Linked DNA regions of Homo sapiens: region 2 is linked to region 1. Evidence: read pairs that join two places in POLR2A ChIA-PET (ENCODE). Cell type or tissue: PC-9. All regions are shown on one strand. Region 1 has its middle 12 kb from the start of TGM3. Region 2 overlaps TGM6 (transglutaminase 6).

The links. ChIA-PET counts read pairs that join two places held together with the same protein. Peaks named below come from ENCODE experiments on the same cell type or tissue, not always from the same donor. Only the 100,000 strongest peaks of a DNase experiment are listed, where the experiment ranks them.
Region 2: POLR2A ChIA-PET joins it to region 1 with 7 read pairs; 3 of 35 experiments call an interaction of 5 or more read pairs at or near these places.

The regions. Positions count from the first base shown.
Region 1 is chr20:2,281,837-2,286,836 of GRCh38, forward strand. No RefSeq gene overlaps it. Among named protein-coding and RNA genes, the nearest start is that of TGM3, 12 kb to the right of the region's middle. In PC-9, no CTCF peak of the experiment used is centred here; a DNase peak (open chromatin) is centred at 2,365; H3K27ac peaks cover 404 bases.
Region 2 is chr20:2,404,614-2,409,613 of GRCh38, forward strand. The region is part of intron 9 of TGM6 (transglutaminase 6); the gene reads left to right. Among named protein-coding and RNA genes, the nearest start is that of TGM6, 26 kb to the left of the region's middle. In PC-9, no CTCF peak of the experiment used is centred here; no DNase peak of the experiment used is centred here.

The DNA of each region.
Region 1 (5,000 bases):
ATTGATTTAGATTTCCAGAGTTGGATTTACTAATCTGTAAGATGAGCCTAATAATACCTGTTTGTTATGGTTGTAGGTTGTTGAGAGTATTAGATGAGGTAACAGATATGAAGGATCAACAGCAGTGTTTGACAAACAGTAGGCCCATAATAAGTATTAGTTCCTTTGCTCTATTACGTCTAACGCTCTACTTCCACCCCTTACCTCTACCACCAAACTCAGAGTGGACTGTTGGCAGGCAGAGAATGCAGCAGGGAGGCAGACTGAGTCCAGGTCCTCACATGGCCCTAATCGTGCTCTCTCAGTTTCACGGAAGGACCACACCCCAGCCTCCTCTTTGGTAGGGGGACCAAAGGTGAAGGGGCCAAGGGGGAGGTGGCAGAGAATCCTTCCCTCCTTTGCCAAGCGAATGTGTCTTCTCTGTGTCTTCTCTGTGCTAGGCAACTAGATGGTGTTAGTAACAAGAGAAGATAAAAGGATGCTTTCAAACTTTACAGAATGAACGCCCTCTCTCATAAATCCACTACCTAAAATAGCAAGCCCCAACATGAGGGCAAAGCCTTGGCCTGTCTGCCTGGGCAGGAAGGTAGCACAAAGGTGGGATCTGACGGATGGTGGAGTGAGAAGGCAGGGTTAGGAACCTGAAAGGGCAAGGCTTAGAAAGGCTTCTAGGAGCCTTGGCACCAGCAGAGCCATGGCGGGGGGATCTGCGCTCAGAGCAAAGCCACCAGTTGGCAAACACAAATCAGTCTCCAAGTTCGCACCACACAGGACTTGTTTGTGGTGGAGGAAGCAAGACATCTGCCAGGGAGGCAAGAATGGATGCTGGGGCTTGGCTTGTTGCAGGGCCTGAACCAGTGGGCTGGATCAAATGCATTGAACCTCTGTGGACGGGTCTCATTTTTGTATTACTCTTTTTTTTCCCTTCCTTCCACTTTAGGGCAATATTAGAAGAAAGAATGCAGGGGCGGGGTGTGGTGGCTCACGCCTGTAGTCCCAGCACTTTGGGAAGCTGAGGTGAGTATATCACTTGAGGCCAGGAGTTCGAGACCAGCCTGGCCAACATGGTGAAACCCTGTCTCTACTAAAAATACAAAAAAATTAGCTGGGGTGGTGGCGGGCGCCAGTAATCCCAGCTACTCCGGAGGCTGAGGCAGGAGAATCACTTGAACCTGGGAGGCAGAGGTTGCAGTGAGCCGAGATCGCACCTCTGCAATCTATCCTGCGCACCAGAGTGAGACTCTGTCTAAAAAAAAATTAAAAAGAAAATAAAAAGAAAGAATGCAGGCCTTGGAGACAAGAGTGGTTTTAAGTCTTACTCTGCCTTTGCTAGTTTTGTCTCCTTGGGCAAGTTACTTAACCCCTCTGAAGCTTAGTTTTCTCATGTGTAGGATGAGGAAGATAATTTCTACTCAGAGAGTAGTTGCAGGGACCGAATGAGTTATTGCTAGTGAATTCCAGAGTGTGGCACGTGTAACCCAGACACGGGGGCAGACATTTTAAATTCTAATAGTCAATGTTTAGTTTCATAGGCATTAGAAAAATAATTGACAAACCAAATCATTTTATGAATGTTATTGATTAGTGCAAGACTAAAGTAGTTAGGTAAGTTAATTAATTAATGTATTTATTTATTTTGAGACAGAGTTTCGCTCTTTCACCCAGGCTGGAGTAAAGTGGGGCAATCTTGGCTCATTGCAACCTCCATTCCCTGGATTCAAGCGATTCTCCTGCCTCAGCCTCCCAAGTAGCTGGGATTATAGGCACGCACCACCTCGCCTAGCTAATTTTTGTATTTTTAGTAAAGATGGGGTTTTGCCATGTTGGCCCAGCTAGTCTCGAACTCCTGACCCCAGGTGATCCACCCGCCTCAACCTCCCAAAGTGCTAGGATTACAGGTGTGAGCTACCGCGCCCAGCTGGTAAGTTAAAGAAAAAAGGGAAAGGGAGTTAATTTAAAGAAAAACTTTAAGTTAATTATGATGTAGCTGGTGGGCAGATGTGGCAAAACTCAAGAAGGTGCTGTGTGAATGACTAAAGTACAGGAAACTGAATTAATACCCACTCAATCATGGTGGCTGGTTCGTGGCAGGCACTGAAGGTCATTTCCAAGAAAGTAAAGAGGTTTAGAAAAGGAAGGGAGGGAATAAGGGAGGAAACAGACCTTCTTAGTTGTCTACCTACTTAGCCTGTAGGTCCACTTCAGCCATACTCTTCTTCCAGAGGTTCCCTTTTTGTTTTTTCTTTTTAAAAATATTTTTTAATTTTATTTTATTTTTCTCTACTAGGTTAGCCAGGCATGATGTCATGCACTTGTAGTCCCAGCTACTTGGGAGCCTGAGGTGGGAGGATTGCTTAAGCCCAGGAGGTGCAGATTCCAGTGAGCTGAGATCATACCACTGCACTCCAACCTGTGTGACAGAGCCAGGCCCTCTCCCAAAAAAAATAAATAAATAAAAATAAAATAAAATAAAATAAAATAAAATAAAATAAAATAAAATAAAATAAAATAAAATAAAATAAATAAAATAAAATAAAATAAAATAAAATAAAATAAAATAAAATAAAGGGTATACGGTGAAGAGTCAGTCTCTTTTTTTCCTTAACAATTAGGCCCCTAGGTTCCTTTCCCAGAGAAAACAACTGTTAACATCTTCTTTTAAATCTTTCTTTCTAAGTATATGCAAGCATAATTGTGTAGGAGCCTGTTTTTTTCAAAGCTCTTTTGATGAGAATTTATATCTAGAATCCTAAGACTTAAAAGTGCAAGGAGGGGGATGCGTGAAACACACTAAGATCATCTTGTTCAGAGATCTCAGTGAGAATCAGAAAATGCGTGGAGGTGGCCACACTCATTGACAATCTATGTCTAATGAAAGATGTTTTTGTTTTGTTTTGTTTTAGAGACAGGGTCTCATTCTGTTGCCCAAGCTGGAGTACAGTGGCATGATCATAGCTCACTGCAGCCTCAAACTCCTGGGCTCAAGTGATGCTCCCACCTAGGCCTCCCAAAGCATTAGGATTACAGGCATGAGCCACAGCACCTGGCCTGAGAGGTGTTTCTGGTGAGCACATATAGAACATGAGATAATGTGAAGGTTGAAGCAAAGGCTGAGACCTACTGACTTAGGCCAAACCATTTCCCAAGGTCTCCAAATGAGTTAGTGACAGACCCAAGAATCTAGTCTAGCTAGACTCTAAGTTCTCAGGTATCTAACTTGCTGCCACAGTTTTACCAAGATGTAAACATTCAGGACAGAGACTCTGAGCCAGAGGAAGTCCTCCCAGCCACTTTGCTACAGTGTAGAAGGTCAGGAGAGACCAAGTGTTTGGGGCCTGTTGAAAGTAGAGAGTGGCTAGGAACTTATCTGGTCTCATATTGTAAGGAACATAAAGGAATAATTCCATTTCCTTTCATGTTTCCTGTGTACAAGTCCTATAAATATTGCCATATCTCTAAGAGCAAACCTTGTTTGGACTTTCCAGACTTTTGCTTTCCAAAGAGGTGACCAGAGACGTTTCCCAGACATCCTCCACTTCCTGTTGTTGTCCACACTGTCTTCCAGTAGAGAGGGTGGTAGCATCATTTGAAGTCACCCTTCCAGTTTCAAGTTATTTATTTACTTGTTGTGAAGGCCCATGTTATGCTGGGACAAGCCTTGGGCCTCTGAAATTTATAGCTGTCTTTATGGATGCATGAAACGAAGATCTAAATTTACTGCATGGGAAATTCCAACTTTGTCCTTGAGACTTAAAGAGCCTTTAGTGTTGGATCCATCTGGTGAAGACCAAAATTTCTAATTAAATCCAGCCAACAGCCAATACATTCTCAAACTATTAAATAATTCACTAAAGTCCTCTAGTGCTGAATCCATTTTTATTTACCTAATTCAGTATGTAATAAGATAAAATCAGAATGGAAAATGCATACTTTGCACTTTTTCATAGCTGCCTTATTTGAAAAGATATGGAAGAGCTTGGTAGTAAGCATGACAGTAGGTAGGTGCGGCAGGAAGTGAATCAGGGAGGTGGCGATATGTCACCAAGCCCTTTGTGTATGCTGCTCCCTGGACATACTCACATTGCTGCAGGAATGCCTTTTCTCTGATACAAATCCCTTTCCCTCCAATTTCTTTTTTAGAGATGAGGTCTCGCTCTATCGCCTAGGCTGGAGTGCAGTATCACTATCATAGCTTAGTGCAGCTTTGAACTCCTGGACTCAAGCAATCTTCCTCCCTCAGCCTCCCGAGAAGCTGAGACCACAGGCTTATGCGACCAGGCATGGCTAATTTTTTTTTTTTTTTTTTAAAGGAGTCTCACTCTGTCACAGCCCAGGCTGAAGTGTAGTGGCATGGCCTCAGCTCACTGCAACCTCCACCTCCCGGGTTCAAGCATTTCTCTTGCCTCAGCCTCTTGAGTAGCTGAAATTACAGGTGTGTGCCACCACACCCGGCTGATTTTTGTATTTTCAGTAGAGATGGGGTTTCACCATGTTGGCCAGGTTGGTCTTGAACTCCTGACGTCAAGTGATCCATGCACCTTGGCCTCCCAAAGTGCCAGGATTACAGGTATGAGCCACCACTCACACTCACCTGTCTTTTTGCAGAGACAGGGTCTTGCTATGTTGCTCAGGCTGTCTCGAACTCCTGGCCTCAAGCAATCCTCCCACCTTCGCCTCCCAAAGTGTTGGGATTATAGGCATGAGCCACTGCACCTGGACTCCTCCAATTTTTGTTTATTCATATCTATCTTTTAAGGCCTGTCCCAAATGTCGTCTCTTTCATGAATCTTTTATCAATTCAATAGGTAAACCTACTGAGCCTTCTTGCATATTTTAGTCACATACATTTTGCTTTCATCTCTTCTTTTCGGTTGTCAACTCTTTAAAGGCAAGACCATATTTATCTTATTTTATATCTTTATTTTTGGCACAAATCTGGTTTTATTAATAGTTGTTTAGAAAAAGAAAGAGAAAACTTACTTTTCTTTCTTGTTACATAA
Region 2 (5,000 bases), 120 kb after region 1:
GCATCATATTTTACAGCTCTGGTTGCACTTTTTTTTTTTTCTTTGAGACAGAATCTCACTCTTGTTGCCCAGACTGGAGCGCAATAATGTGATCTCAGCTCACTGCAACCTCCGCCTCCTGGGTTCAAGCAATTCTCCTGCCTCACCCTCCCAAGTAGCTGGGATTACAGGTGCCCGCCACCATGCCCAGCTAATTTTTGTATTTTTAGTAGAGACGGGGTTTCACCATGTTGGCCAGGCTGCCCTTGAACTCCTGACCTCAGGTGATCTACTCACCTCAGCCTCCCAAAGTGCTGGGATTACAGGCATGAGCCACTGCACCTAGCCCCTTGTTGCACATTTGAATTATCCAGGGAGCTGTTTCAGTTATATATCTTAAACAATAATTACTTATTTGGTCAATTCTGTGGGTCAACAATTTGGGCTGTGCTCAGCTGGGATGGTTCATCTTCTCCAGGTGGTGCTGGCTGGGATCTCACATATGTCTGTCACGTGGGACTGCTGAGATGGCTGGGTCTGTGTTCCCACTCGGCCTCTCATGTCCCAACAGGCCAGCCCATGCTTTTCTGAATAGCAGCAACATTCCCAGAAGGTGAGAGATGAAGCTGTGAGGTTTCTAGAGGCCTGGCTCAGAATGTGCACCATGTCACTTCTGCCACATTCTATTGGTCAAAGCAATTCATGAGCCCAATCCAGATTCAAGGGGTGGGAAGTTGTAAGGCATTATGGCCATTTTTAATCTACCACAGCAGGCCAGATTCCACCCCTGACTAATTGAATCATAGTCTCTACGGGATGTGGTTTTGGCACTGGGACTTTTTAAAGCTCCCAGGTGGTCTCTAGTGTGCAACCAATGCTGAGAGCACTGTTAGGCTAAGAGGGAGGCAAAGAGGACAGAAGAGAGCAGATGCCTTTGTCTTAACTGGGTGAGGATTCAGTGCTGGCTAAGTGGGTGGGTGCTGCTGCCCTAGTTTCCTATCTATGCTTGCTGAGGACAGATGGTGGCTCCATCACAACCTGCTGCCATCCAGACTAATTCCTGTGCTGTTCCTCTAGACACTGCTGATTTCTTGTGCTATTTGGGTCCTTTCAACACAGCTTCTTTCTGATGCATGGTGATTTTTGTCCCCAAGTTCTGCAGAGGTTTTACAAGGCTGTGGCCCCCAACCCTAACCTCCACTGTGTCCCACTCCAAGGCTGGGAACTGAAACCTGACACTTGTGGGTAGAAGGAGCAGTCTTGACTGGCTGTCTCCCACCTGCTGTCTCCCTTCAATTCTCTTCTCCCTGCTCAGGTAGTACATGGCTTAGTAAGTAAGACGGGATAAACAGACCTCCCACAGGGAGGAGAATACCAACTTCCCTTTCTGTAGGCACCCCCAATCTTGATCAGCCAGTCATTTCTTGCTGAAGATACCCCCAAACCTTAACACTGATTCTTTTAAACACCTACTCACACCCCCAACTCACACTTTAGCTCCTATCTCCAGGAACATGGCACTTTCTTGACTGTCAAAGACATCTTCCACTTTAGCTGTCTTCTTACTGTCTTGGGGATGGGCTATGGATGAGGGGACTATGTGGTAAGGCCTCTTCTGAGCTGCCACCTCTCTGATAAGACCTGCAGATTGATTGCTGGGTCCCTTCAGCTGGGAGCTTCTGGAACTTAGAACGTGGGGTCTAGCCTGGGCAACATGGCAAAACCCCATCTCTATAAAAAATACAAAAGAATTAGCCAGGCATGGTGGCATATGCCTGTAGTCCCAGCTACTCAGGAGGCTCCAGTGGGAGGAATGCTTGATTCTGGAAAGCAGAGGTTGCAGTGAGACAAGATTGTGCCACTGCACTCCAGCCTGGGCAACACAGTGAGACCCTGTCTCAAAAAAAAAAAAAAAGTACATGAGGTCTGTGGGTCTTTTGTCCTAAGATTTAACTATGACCAGCTGGGTGCAGTGGCTCACACCTATAATCCCAGCACTCTGGGAGGCCGAGGCAGGCAGATCACCTGAGGTCAAGAGTTCGAGACCAGCCTGGCCAACATGGCGAAAACCCGTCTCTACTAAAAATACAAAATTAGCCAGGCATGGTGGCCCATGCCTGTAATCCCAGCTACTTGGGAGGCTGAGGCAGGAGAATTGCTTGAACCTGGGAGGCGGAGGTTGCAGTGAGCCAGGATCGCACACTGCACTCCACCCTCAGCAACAAGTGCGAAACTCCTCAAAAAAAAAAAAAAAAAAAAAAAAAAAAAAAAAAACCATGGCCACAGGAGAAATTAACATCCTGTTACATGATAACAGTGATGACAATCACTGTTACTGAGCGCTGGCTGTGGGCTGGCCATTTTCACATGTTATGTAGTCATTTTATTTAACAAATGTTTACAAAGCCCTTACCATGAGCTTTTAAGTGAGACACTAGTACAAAGTTTATTTTACAGAGGAGAAGACAGATGTACAGAGAGGCAAGTTGACCCAGCCAGAGAACATAGCTAGTAAGGGAGAACTCTCCTGCAGAACCCAGAGCCCATGCTCCTCACTCTGCACTGCACTGCCACTATTTAATTATAATATTGTCTACTGTTTATTGACTGCCTACTGTGGGCAACGTGATTTTACATTTAGGTTAACAAAAATAATAGTAACAGTATCTAGAACTTGCTAAGCAAAATGGTAAGCAATGTCCAAGCATTATTTCATTTAATATTTATTTTAAAATCATTTTATGAGCCAGGCATGGTGGCTCACGCCTGCAATCCCAGCACTTTGGGAGGCCAAGGTGGGCAGATCATCTGAGGTCAGGAGTTCAAGACTAGCCTGGCCAACATGGCGAAACCCCATTTCTACTAAAAATACAAAAATTAGCTGGGCGTGGTGGTGGTTGCCTGTAGTCCCAGCTGTTCAGGAGGCTGAAGCAAGATAATTGCTTGCTGTCAGGAGGCGGAGGTTGCAGTGAGCAGAGATTACGTCACTACACTCCAGGCTACAGAGCGAGACTCTGTCTCAAAAAATAAAATAAAATCATTTTATGGATAAGCAAACTGAGGTACAGGGAGGTTAAGTAACTTCCCCAAGTTTCCAAAGCCCAGAAGAGCTGGAATTCTAACGAGGCAGTCTACTCTTAGGGCCTCTGCCCTCCCTGCTATGCTAGACTGCACATCTTCGCTGAGTGGCCTTGGTGTGCCATACAGCATGCTAGGCTTTTTCATGTGCTCTCAAAGTAGAGACCCTCCTGAGTGTCAGGCATGATTCAGAGGCAAGGGGACAAAGAGAAGTCCCCAGAGAACTCACCACATGGTGAGCTGACAGCACAGAATAATTCGGAGTGACTGGCACTCTACTGGGGCATCCAGAGGCTAAAGGAACAAAGAGGAGGAGTCTCTAATTCGACCAGGGCAGAAGGTATCAGGAAAAGCAGCCTATGGGAGGGAATGCTGAAGGGAGTAAGATTTAGCCAGGAGATGAAAGGTTGAGAAGGCATTCCAGGAAGACAGAGTCCAACAGGATTCCAGACTCATGCTGGGCAATATTGCTCAGGCAAGCCAAGACATCCTTGACTTGCATGAGCAGTATTCTATAGATGAAATGACAGGGGCTTGTGCCTCTCTGAGTCATGAGCCCTTGCTCTGTCTGTGGAACCAGGACACATGCTAGAGCTAGAGCACAAAGATTCAGAGCCCCTGGGTACAACATGCTCTTTTATACCTAAAGGACTTGGCACAAGATGCTTTCTTTGCCTGGGAAGGACCTGCTGACTTCACCCCAAACTTTTGCCTGGCCAGGGGTCTCAGCACCCTATTGACTTCCTTCTAAGCACATATCGCAACTTGATATTTGCTTGAATCTTTGTTGTCTCCCTAGAATGCTCCTAGACTGAGAGTTCTAGGATGGCAGGAAGCCTGACTGTTTTGTTCATTGCCGTATCCCCAACTCCTACAGCAGCATCAACTGCATAGTAGGTGCTCAGTACAGATTCACGGAATGAATGAATTGGGGCCAACAGCATATGAAGGGCTTTTAATGCCATAAGGAGTCTGAGCTGTATCAAGAAGGGCCTTGTTTTGTTGATTGCAGGACTGGCTTATGTGAAGCTACAGGACATATAAGCCACATTTTCACATTTTTTTCTATTGGCATGTGTTTATTGAGCATTTACTGAGTGCCAGGCAACCAGTGAACAAAATGCGTATGATCTTTATCTTAAAGGATAAAGGAGCTGACATTCTAGTGGGGCAGGTAAAAGTAAACAAATAAGTAAAATAACTAGTATTTCAGATACTGATAAGTATTTTGGGGAAAAATAAAGAAGGGAAAGAGTTTAGGGACTGGTTGAGAGGAAGCGAACATTTGTCATTTAAAATCAGGTAGACTCTAACAGACGCCTATAGAAGACTCCACATTATAGCAGCAACATATACACATTCTTGGAAAGTAGAAGGGTAGCATTATCCAGAATTGACCATATGCTCAGCCATAAAATAAGCCTCAGTAAACTTAAGAGGATTGAAATCATACAAAGTGTATAATCTTATTCCAATAGAATTAAATTAGAAATCAGTATCAGAAGAGAATTTGATACATTTATAATATGTGAAAATTAAACAATACATACGTCTAAATATCCAGTGAGCCAAAGGAAAGATCACAAGTCAAATTAGAAAATACTCTGCAGTGAAAGAAAATGAAAATGCAATATGCCAAAATTTATAAGATGCAGCTAAAGCAGTACACAGTGGGGAATTTATAGCCGTAAAACCTATATTAAAGAAGAAAGATTTCAAATCAATAGCCTAATCTTCTACCTTAAGAACCTAGAAAAATGGCTGGATGTGGTGGCTCACGCCTATAATCTCAGCATTTTGGGAGGCCGAGGTGTGCAGATCACCTGAGGTCAGGAGTTCGAGACCAGCCTGGCCAACATTGGGAAACCCTGTCTCTACTAAAAATACAAAAATTAATTGGGTGTGGGGGCATGCACCTATAGTTCCAGCTACTCGGGAGGCTG